Linked DNA regions of Homo sapiens: region 1 is linked to region 2. Evidence: chromatin contacts called from ENCODE Hi-C or POLR2A ChIA-PET data. All regions are on one chromosome and are shown on one strand. The core of a region is the stretch at or near the end of the contact, and the rest is flanking DNA. Distances in the headings are between cores, read along the strand shown.

Evidence for each region. A loop is a pair of places that touch in the nucleus more often than their neighbours do. ChIA-PET counts read pairs that join two places held with the same protein, here RNA polymerase II (POLR2A). Pooled maps may share reads with other maps.
Region 1: a loop to region 2 is called in a map of ascending aorta, with 6 times the contacts of the local background. The contact joins the enhancer-like site here to the promoter of CAMKK1 in region 2. A Hi-C loop is called at or near these places in 1 of 168 maps with a recorded cell type or tissue (ascending aorta) and 7 of 50 pooled maps. POLR2A ChIA-PET finds 5 or more read pairs at or near these places in 1 of 52 experiments (activated naive CD4-positive, alpha-beta T cell).

The regions. Positions count from the first base shown.
Region 1 is chr17:9,239,002-9,241,701 of GRCh38, reverse strand. It overlaps NTN1 (netrin 1), which reads right to left. Exons shown (of 7, transcript NM_004822.3): 7 at 1-2,062. The coding sequence ends at 1,734. Among named protein-coding and RNA genes, the nearest start is that of NTN1, 220 kb to the right of the region's middle. RefSeq lists a silencer at 1,270-1,719. Within about 2 kb of position 1,306, at least 27 of the 41 ENCODE cell types and tissues checked have a DNase peak (open chromatin) inside an H3K27ac peak, as active enhancers do; they include ascending aorta, where a contact is called at or near this core.
Region 2 is chr17:3,891,654-3,894,353 of GRCh38, reverse strand. CAMKK1 (calcium/calmodulin dependent protein kinase kinase 1) reads left to right here and starts at 1,301. Exons shown (of 16, transcript NM_032294.3): 1 at 1,301-1,415. RefSeq lists silencers at 855-1,394, 1,425-1,604, 1,745-1,994.

The sequences.
Region 1 (2,700 bases), core at 57-2,556, 5.3 Mb before region 2:
TGGCACACAGCAGGTGCTCAATAAATGGCAGCCGTGATGCGGGTAAATGTGGGGAAGGCGGAGGGAAGCCAGACCACCGGGGGCCGAGCTTCATACTTGGTATGACCCTTTTGAGCAGCCAAACTCTGGCCGGGAAAGTGAAACCAATTTCCTGACTGTGAGGGGAGCCAGGCCTCTTAATTCAGTGCGCCGGGTGTGAGGATGTGGGCCAGAGGCCCGGGCAGTGCAGAGAGCCCAGGAAGGCAGGGAGCCAGGAGGCCCCAGGGCACAGGAATGGACCCTGTGTGAGGAGGTCAGAACAAAAGGGGCTGCCTGCTTGAGGACCGTGTCTCTAGGAGATTTTGGAAGGAGGGCTGGGGCACAGTGGAGGGCACGGGCAGACTCCACAAAGACCGTCTGGAAAGGCACGGTCAAGGTGTGGCCCAGGCCAGACCCAAGACAGCTGTAGGGGGCAGGCCGGCAGCCTCTGTGCCTTCCCTTGGAGAAGCCAGCATGGCCTCCTTGGCCCCCAGGAACCTGGTCATTCCTGTGCCCCTGCCCACCCATGGCTCAGGCACTCTGGTACTTCACTGAGCCAGCAAACCCCATCCCAGCTCAAACAAGCCCCCGGCCCCAAGCCAGGCCCAAGTGCCTTCGCAGCCTGCAGACTCCAAGCCCGTTCAGGCCCTTTCCAGCTGTTGACATTGCTGAGGGGCCTTGCGGGAGCTGATGTCATTTACATAAATAGTGTCACTGCCGTAAACCCAGCCAGTGCCCCTCCCCCTCCCCCTGGAAAACGTCATAAAAAGGGCTGGTTCCAAGTTTCCAAAAGGAAACTCTCTGGGAGGTTTTGCGTTTGCGATGCCTCCTCCAACAGGCAGCTCCAGCATGAGGCGGTGACCACCCGGCTTGGGCTTCTCAGGGGTGTCCCTGGGCCCACTGCCTTCCGGATGGGCCAGCCCCACGCTGGGCAGGGGCAGGGGCAGGGGCAGAGACAGGCAGCAGCAGGGGCTTCCTCTCCTCTCTCCACAGGTGAACCACTCACCGACCCCAAGCCCCCACCCAGTAGGACCCACTCAGCAGGTAGCAGTGGAGACAGAGGCCGCCTGGGGCATGCTGGCTGGACAGGAGCTGTCCACTCCCCAAATGCTGCCAGGCCCCTTCAGATGGAGGAGTCCAGGCTGTGACAGCCAGGTGGCCCGCGGGGAACTGCTAGAAGGGGCCGGGGAGAAAGGGGGGGATCCCGTCGGCTGCGTGTCGGGTGGTGGTTTGGTGGGTGCTCCGCGCCCCGCCCACACTACGGGCTTGAGAATTCACAGTTCTCCTCCCGTCCACGTCTCCGCGCCATCCACGCCCCGCGCCTGGGGCCCCAGTTGTGCGATTCTGCGCCCGCCCCCGGGCCCCAGGGCAGGCTGCCCCCAGCCCCTCCACGGCGGCCGCGCCCAGGCCCAGGGAAGCGCGTCTCTGCTCTGGAAGGAGCCCCGTGAGGTAGCTACGTCTCGTCATTTCTCCAGGGCCCGGCCGGCGGCGCACCCCGCCCCGCGTGCACGCGGCTCCCGCCCAGAGCGCGCAGGGTGGGGGTAGGGGGAGGGGCCGCCGAGGGTCCCGCCCCCCGCGCCGTGCGGCCCCGCCCCCTCCCTCCCCCCACCTGGGAAAGCCCTCGCGGGCCAAGTCCGCGGCGGCCGGGCCAAGGCGCCCGCTCTCGCTCGGCCCCGCCCTGGCGCCCGCCCGCCCGCCCGCCCGCTGCCTCGGCGCTAGGCCTTCTTGCACTTGCCCTTCTTCTCACGCTGCTGGAACTTGCGCAGCCGCCGCGCCCACGTGTCCCGCCACTGGATCACCAGGCTGCTTTTATCGGCCACGATGCCGCTCTGGTCCGGAGAGTCCTCCGCGTTGCCCAGCAGCAGGTACTTCTTGAGGGGCTTGATTTTGGGACACTTGCAGGCGATGTCCCGCGAGCGGATCCACAGGCTCTGGTCACCGCGGCGGATGCGGCTCGTGCCCTGCTTATACACGGAGATGATGTTCACCGTGAACTTCCACCAGTCCCCCGCCTTGTCCGCCTTCAGGATGTGGATCTGGACGGCTGCAAGGAAGCACAGGCAGACGGGTGGGCTCCCAGCTGCTGTGGCTAGGTCCGCCCTGCCTGAGCCTGGGGAGAAGGGAAAGGAGACCCAGCCCCAGGAAGTGACTGCACAGAGTGGCCCATACAGGAGCGCGTGGGTGGTGGCAAGCTGATCGTAGACCCCCACCTGCTAACAACAGGGCCAAGAAGCCTTGCCTCCCACGCTGTGAGGGTGCCACCCAGCACTGCCGTCGGGACAAGCCATCTCCTGGCCTTGTCAAGGCCCACTTTGTCCAGGAAGCCTACAGGTGCTGACCACGCCCCCAGCACTCTGGGCAAGCTGTCTGCCCAGGGCAGGCGCTCGGGTGAGAGCAGTGCTGGCGGGGAGAGGGAGGTTCCTCAGGGGTGCGCTTCTCCAAAGGCCCAAGTCACTTTACACCAGCCCTCATGACACTCCACACACAGCCTGGCCCTCCAACCAGCCTCAGAAAACCATAATGGGTCCTCAATGCTCAGGGACAGAAGATGAGAACCCACCCTTTGGGGTGGCCGTAGTGCCTTTTCCAGAGCCCCGGGAACCTTGGACTGCCGCTTCCCACGCCTAAGCCATCCCTACCAGGTGGCCTCCCTTCCTCCATGCCGCCCAAGGTCCCCAGACC
Region 2 (2,700 bases), core at 52-2,551:
AGTTGCTGGAATTATTCATTCAACAACATCCACTGAGCACCTGTGCCATGCGACAGGCTGTGTGCTGGACGAATCAGGCACAGTGCTTGCCATCCAGGAGCTCCCAGTCCCAATGAGGAACCAGCAGGTAAACAGATGCCAGGTACAAGGAAGTACCTGGGTGGGGCCACTAACCCATGCTGGAAGTGGGGAGGTCATGGAGAAGGTTTCCAGGCAGAAGTAGGATTGAATTGAACCCTGAAAGACGAGTAGGCGTTAAACAGGCAGGTGGCTGGGAGTAAGGCTATACAGGGCTTGATTAGACCTATTCTCACGGTGAGCCATAGAAAATGCCTCTCGGTGGACTTGTGTTCCTGAAAACTTGCTCTGGGTGCCAGGGAGAGAAAGGCTAGTAGGAGGTGAGACTGGATGGGGCTGGAGGCCAGGGAGGAGGCTGCTGCAGCAATCAGGGACAAGATGGTGGTAGCCTGAGCTAAGGGAGGGGAAGTGGGGTGGAGAGGAGTGGGCCGATTCCAGGGATAGTTAAGAGGCAGTATGGCAGGGCCTGGAGATGGACTGGTTGGAGCAGGAAACAGGGAGGCAGCAGGTGACTCCCAGGCTCCTGGCTCCACTTCGAGACAGGGACGCAGGAGGTTAGATTTGGGGGAAGGATATGGGGCAAGTGGTGGTGCCAGAGGATTCACACGCGGAGGCGTTAGGGGAAGAGGTGGCGGCAGAGTCCCCAGGAACAGCCACAGCGAAGGTCACCTCACTGTCCTGCTGAGTTCCCTCTACTCCCTCGGCCCTCGCTAGGCCATTCCTGTCGCCGGCTCACCGAGCAAGCACTTCACTCTGTGCTAAGCCACCTCTCGGCCTCTCTGCCCCCGCCCCGCAGAAGCTACACTCCTGGGCCTGCCATTCAAGGCCTTCCTCCCCGGGCCTCGCCCCTCCCTCGCACGCACCGCGCCTCGCCCGGGAGGGAGGGGCGCTCTGGCTCCTGCAGGCCGGGATGGGGGCGCAAAGGGTTTGGCGGGGAAGCACGGTCCCCTGCAGGCCCAGGAGAAGGGCCCACGCCGCGGCCGGGAGGGACTTCGGGGACCCCAGGACGCCGGGGGCGTGGCGAGGTCGGCCCCGCCGCAGGGGAGGGAGGGCCCCTACCGCGCCGCCCACCGCGGTCCCTTAGTCCAGGAGGGGGCGGGAGTCCCGGGCTCCGATTGGGCGGCGCTGGCGGGGCCGTTCGCTCCGACCAATGAGCGCCGGCCGGGCGCGGCGGTGGGCGGGGCAGCGAGCGCTGCCCGGAGCCGCGGCGCCCGCGGGCTGAGCTCGGCGATCTGGGCCCCAGCGAGGCGGTGGGGCGGGGCGGGGCGGGGCGGGGCGCGCAGCAGGAGCGAGTGGGGCCGCCCGCCGGGCCGCGGACACTGTCGCCCGGCGCCCAGGTAGGGATCGGCGGGGCGGGGACGCGGGCGAGGAGCAGGAGGACGAACGCCTTAACACCTGCCCCGAGCCTGCAAGGGAGAGGCGGGGGGGGTCTGCCAGGCCGCGTCTACGAGGGAGCTGGGATCTGGTCAGGGCGGGGATCCTTCCCCTTCTGTCTGCGGGGCCGGGTCTGCGGGGTGCCTCGCGGAGTCTGCTCGGGTCTGCGCCGGCCGCCGGGACCGCATCGCCGCGGGTGCCCCGCCGTCTGCGTTCTTCCCCGCTTCTGTCTGCGGACCGCATCCATCCCCGGTGCACTGTCCCCCGCGCCCGGCTCCTGGTGGAGGCCACGTCTGTGCGGAGTGGGCCCGGCCCGGGGCACCCACGTGCGGTTCTCCGCGGAGCGCTCCTCCCACGGCCCGCCGGAGCGTCTTCCTGCAGGAGCCGGGGGCGGGGTGGGAGATGAATGGGGCGGCGGCGGCGCGCGGCTCAGGCTGCGCAGGGTCCTGCCTTGGCTGGGGCGAGAGGGGGCGGCAGAGGCGGGCGCTGCGGCTTCGGGGCCCGGGAGGCGCAGGGCTGGTGGCTGGGGGGGTGTCCACGTGCGCAGGGACCTGCGTGTGCTGTTTGGAGGCGGGTGTGCGTGTGTCACGTGGACGCGGGAGTGTGCCTGTGTCTGCGTGGGGGGTGCAGGACAGGATGGAGTGGTGTGTGAGGGCGGGTCACGCGGACACGGGCGTGTGCCTGTCAGGGGAGGGGGTGTGCTCAAGTCTTGGCGTTGCAGGGCTGTGCAGAGAAGGCTGTGTCACAGGCCACAGGACCGGGCCTTGGTGGTGTCCGCAGGGCGGGCACAGGAGTGTGGGAGGGGCACACAGCCTGTGCGCGCTGGAGGATCCCAGGGAAGTGGCGCTGGCCTCCCCAAGCCCTGCCCTCTTTCCTCCAGTACATACAAATTGACCCCCCACTGCGTCCCAGGCGCACACACTCTGGGGACCCTTCGCCTCTTCCTCGGTCTCCCACCGTCAGTCCTCACAGCAGCCATGGGAGTCGTTTTAAACCTCACCTAACCGAGGCACTCCCCTGCTCACAACCTCCCCCTGGCTTTGGGGGCCTCCTGGGCTCTGTCCACCAAGCTCTCCCCACCCCCAAACCAAGCCCGGAGTCCCAGCCAGGAAATGACTCTCCTATATGCACAGTGCAAACTTCCATCCTCGCCTCATCCTGAAATCCTGCTCAGTGCTCAGAAGAGAGCTCAGGTGCCACCTCCTCTAGGAAGCCATCCCTGAGGCCAGCACAATGAGTGAGGGGGCT